2 separate regions of the Homo sapiens genome follow, and region 2 is linked to region 1. Evidence: read pairs that join two places in POLR2A ChIA-PET (ENCODE). Cell type or tissue: GM12878. All regions are shown on one strand.

Region 1 (2,500 bases):
ATCTACAGCAATCCTATCATCCATTAATGAATGCTTCCAGATGCTTTTATGGATCACTTTAGAGAACGTCATGGACAAATTTCCTACCACCATGTCTATGGCTCTCACAGTGGGGAAAGCTACTTGTAGGATGCACACACATGGTGAGTCAATGATCCCTCTGGGGGGCTGCCCCAGATACTCAAGGGTAGACTCATTTTGGAGAGTTTGCCACTGTTCTATGAGGACTACAGGATCTGATGGAGTTTTTTTCTTTACATACTCAAAGTTCTCTGATGATCACTGCTAAGGTGCAAGTCACTATGCTTCTAGGAGGAAGACAAGGGAGATAATACCTGCCCTTCACAGAGGGAGAGTGCAGTCTCAGTGTTGCATTGGTCCTGGAAAGTGCTGCTTACAATTACCAGTGAGCCCTGCATCATAGGGGCATAGGCTGACAGTGCCTTCAACAGAGCTTTCTAGATGGCTATGGCTCTTAAAGGTCTACAGCTCAGTTCAATCACTGAGTCTTGCCCTTGTTTTTGGAAGAACTGCCTGACAGTGGTCAGTCCAATCTATCCTGTTTGCCTGCTCCACCAGTCAGGTGGCACTCATCTGTGCCATGGCCATGAGTATGGGTGGGCAGACAGCCAGAGGTGCTAGCAGGTGTTCTGTGTGGCAGGTGCAGGCGCTGGCACCATCCCCTGCTGCTTCTGATAGAATTCTCCGCATGGGTCAAAGGAATGCACCAAATCGTCACCAGAGTGGTCTGGCAAGGAGGAATGGCAGATCTGAAAGCTTCACTTCAGTCCCTTGCAAAAATCTGGGAGAACCACACCAGGGCTTTTTCATCCCTGAGGAAGGCTCTAGGGGTGGTTCTGAATGACAAGGATCATTAATGTTCCCTGTCCCAGAATTTCCCAAGGTGTAATGCACTCCCCACTTCCCTAGGTACTAGCATTGTTGCTCTCCTTCCACCAGGACAAAATTGTATGTTTCCTATTTCGGGAGCTATTTTCACCTGTTTACCAATGATACCCTACTCATACCCAGCCCTTCTGTAAGCAAGGGCCAGATGCAAGAGGGACAAGGCAATTTTAGGTCGCTTACACAGATTGATTATGTCCTCCATTTTGACCAATGCGGGCCCCACAGTCATGGTAACATCTCATGGGTTATCACGTGGCTTTAATGGAAGGGCCAGGGGAGAATTTCCCAGAGCAGTGGAGTGGACGGCAAGAATGTACGTCAACTTGTTTGGGTTAAATTTCTCACTCTCCAGTGGGTCATCATCATTAGCATTGGAAACCTCATCTGGGGCAGTAAGAGCTGGAATACTAGTTGATGATCTTATTAGACACTAATATTTTCCCACAGGTGTTTGTCTATGTCAGGGTAATCTTCGACAGGGCTGCACATCCCTAAAGCTGCCAGGGTCCACTACAAAAATAATTAAGCCTTTTACTGTCATCTACCAGTGCATCTGAGGTTGGCAGGACCAGTGCTGGAAGAGCCAACCATGTGGCAACCTAGCTGTTAGCCTTCTGCCTTAACAAGTCCCACCCCTTCTTCTCCCAAAAGAACCAGCCAACATTCAGATGAAACAATTTGCCTGCTTTCCACCCCTGGTGGTTATCAATTTCTCTCCTTTAACTGTTTGAAAAGGGTCAGAACCATCTGCCCACCAAAGGGTGAAGACATCCTCCCACCCAGAGAAGAATTAGCAATAACCAGGGCATTGTTTGGGCAGCTGTGTTTAAAACTATCTCCCCAATTTCCCCTCATTAGCAGGCAGCAAAGTGAAGGACCATTTATCACTAGGATAACAATTTGGTCAACATGTCAGCTACAAATCCCATGGATTTTCCTAAAATCTCACCCATTGACCCATGAGACTCCCATCCTCCTCTTTGAGAAAAACCACAAGGAGGACAGAAGCTAACAAGTGAGCTTGCCACAATTTCAAGAACGCTCACAGACGACAAGAGACTCTTGAGTCATGGATCAATGTGAACTGGGAGCAAGCGCAGTACCCAGGGTACCAACATGTTCCTGCTCCGGTGTGCTGTGCCTCAGTCCCCAGAGGATGACACCTCTGCGTGCAATGGACGATGTCACAGGAGCAGAACCCTGAGCTTAAAAAGGCAAACTTTTATGATGGATAGTGAGCATGCCTGCTCCAGCCTCTGGCAGGAGAAATGACTTTTGTCTTCTCTATGAATGTCCTTGAAAAAGTAGTCTAGAAGAAACACAGCCAGTGCACTGCTTGCAAAAGGTGCAGAAATGCAGAAGACCTATGGAGAATTGTCTCCCAACAATTTCTGTCATGAGAAACACTAATGAAAATTATTTGGGCTGAAGCAAAATGGTACCGATGGAACCTCAGATATACAGGAAGAATGAGAACCAGAAATTGTGAATAAATATAAATACTCATTTTTTGTTTCTCTTAATTTTGTAAGACAGTGTAATAATGTTTAATGCAAAATCCCAAAAACACTATTGTGGGGTTTATCATATG
Region 2 (2,500 bases), 81 kb after region 1:
ACACGCTCATGAAACAGACAAGCTATACTCACCCTAGTATTTCAAAACTAAAAATATCAACTTTCTGTAATGGCAGGAAGGGTGAAGAGGTCACACAAACACTCACAGATAACATTTATAATAACTGTTTTTTGTTTTTTTGAGGTAGGGTCTCACTCTGTCACCCAGGCTGGAATACAGTGGTGCAATCATAGCTCATTGCAGCCTCAACCTCCTGGGATCAGGTGATCCTTCCACCTCAACCTCCCAAGTAGCTGGGACTACACACACTGCCATCACACTCAGCTAAGTTTTTTTTATTTTTAGTAAAGACGGGGTCTCACTATGTTGCCCAGGCTTGTCTCAAACTCCTGGCCTCAGGTGAGACTCATGCCTCATCCTCTCAAAGTGCTGGAATTACAGGTGTGTACCACCATGCCAAGCTAATTAGTGATTTTTTTTTCAATGATCTAAAGGTAGTATTTGCAAAAGCCAGGAAGAGAGTTAAATCTCAAAAACTGTAACTAGAAGGGTTAAGAATTGTGAGTTTGTGGCATCTTGGCTCAAGGCACTGCTCAACTCCCACAGCTATTGCTGCAAAACATGGGGGCAAACAAAAGCCAGTTCCTCACCAACTAAAGGTGCCAGATATCAAAATCTGGAATTGGGGAAGCAGCTAGAAATTTAAAGCACTCTGACAGCACTAGAATATAGAGGTGACACTCAAATTCAGAGCATAAGATGCTGAAATCCCTAGCTGACAGCTGAACTACATACTACATATGTGCTGAGGAAACCACAAGCAGCACGGTGAAAAAGCAGTCAGAAACCAGAAAGCAATATTTTTAAAAAAGAGTAACATGGAGCCAAATCTGTGAATATGATGCTCTTTCCCAACTATGCTCAAGCTAGGGCGGCATAAAGCTTGAAATGTCAGAGTACAGAGCTCAAAGCTGGTGGAGTGCTAGAAACTAGGGGAATCCCCAGAATAAAGACAACCACAGAGAAAAGTCCATCTCTACTCAGATCCTTAGCCAACTTTCAAATTTTGCAGACACAGGGGAGACTCACAGGGTGCCACACTAAAACCACCACCAGTGCAAAGACCTAAGAGCAGAGGAGAGCTACAAGCGGCTGCATATCACAGGAAAAACAAAGTGTGTAGTTTGACCAAGCAGTTTATTAACAGTCTGCTACAATAAAAACACAATAATCCTCAGAAGAACACAAGAGTTCAGACTCACTACAGCATATGTCCAACTTTCCACTAGACAAGAAAAAAATAGGAAATCTTGACCCTCTGCAGGTAAAATGATAGTCAACAGAAACTGATTCCAAGTGAGCCGAAATGTTGGATTTAACAGACTTCAAACATTTATCATAAATATTTCAAAAACGTCTGAAAAACATGCCCAAAGAATTGAAGGAAAATATGGTATCAATAAGTGAACAGATATGGCAATCTCAAGGGAGAAAAATGAAACCAGAAAAACTAAAAGCCTAGATCTGAACAAAACATTTACTAAAATAAATGCATTAGACTGGCTAAGCAACGGATTGATGCTTGGTTCTGCCATCTGCAATGAACCTGAATACAGAATAATCTGAAGAACATAAAGAGAAAGAGATGAATGAAAAATAAGTAGAATTCCCAAAAATGTGACAACAGGAAGCAGTACCTTAATTGGACTCTAGAGAGAGGAAAGGAGGAAAAGACATCTGAAGACACAACAACTGAAATATCTCCCAAAAGCTCAATAAACCTCAAACAGAATAACACAAACAAAACTTCTTCTAGACACACCTTAGTCAAATGGTAGAAAGCCAAGGATAAACAAAATCTTGAAAGCAGCCAGAGAAAATGACGTCATAAACAGGAAAACAACGGCAACAATAACGATAAGAACAAAGACTTCTCCTTAGAAACTTTTAAGTCTGAAGACACTGGGACCACATATTCAAATTACTGAAGAAGGAAAAGGAAGAAAACCAGTCAACCAAGAATTCTAGTATTCAGAAGAAGTTTCCTTTAAAAATGAAGGTAAAATAAGGGCATTTTCAAATAAACTATTTGTCATTGGTAGATCTATAACAAGAAATGCTAAAGAAAGATCTCTAGTCCAAATGGAAACTACACTAGATGGCAACTTAGAGCTACAGGAAGAAATGAAGACAGCCAGAAATGGTAATTATGTGGATATATGTAATATCTTAGTTTTCTATAAAAGATGACAGCATAAAGCAAAAAATACAACACTACTGATGGGTTTACAAAGTATATAAATGCAACAACTGTGACAATAATACTAAGGATAAGTAGTGGAACTGGAAACACATCATTGAAAAAATTATATGTCTTATCCAAAGTGATTCAATATTAAAGAAAAAGCTAAGATGCATATAGCTAGAAAACCAACAGAAGAATTAAAATTAATAAGAAATTTTGGTTAACACAAAATCAGCAAAAGAGGAGGAACAAAAGCAAATAAAATCCCTTCCCTAAGAAAAGCAAAAAATGATA

What was found. Peaks named below come from ENCODE experiments on the same cell type or tissue, not always from the same donor. Only the 100,000 strongest peaks of a DNase experiment are listed, where the experiment ranks them.
Region 2: POLR2A ChIA-PET joins it to region 1 with 10 read pairs; 5 of 35 experiments call an interaction of 5 or more read pairs at or near these places.

The regions. Positions count from the first base shown.
Region 1 is chr6:4,881,636-4,884,135 of GRCh38, reverse strand. All of the region lies in intron 1 of CDYL (chromodomain Y like), which reads right to left. Among named protein-coding and RNA genes, the nearest start is that of CDYL, 110 kb to the right of the region's middle. In GM12878, no CTCF peak of the experiment used is centred here; no DNase peak of the experiment used is centred here.
Region 2 is chr6:4,800,180-4,802,679 of GRCh38, reverse strand. The region is part of intron 1 of CDYL (chromodomain Y like); the gene reads right to left. Among named protein-coding and RNA genes, the nearest start is that of CDYL, 25 kb to the right of the region's middle. RefSeq lists an enhancer at 270-319. In GM12878, no CTCF peak of the experiment used is centred here; a DNase peak (open chromatin) is centred at 959; H3K4me3 peaks cover 2,162 bases; H3K27ac peaks cover 2,293 bases.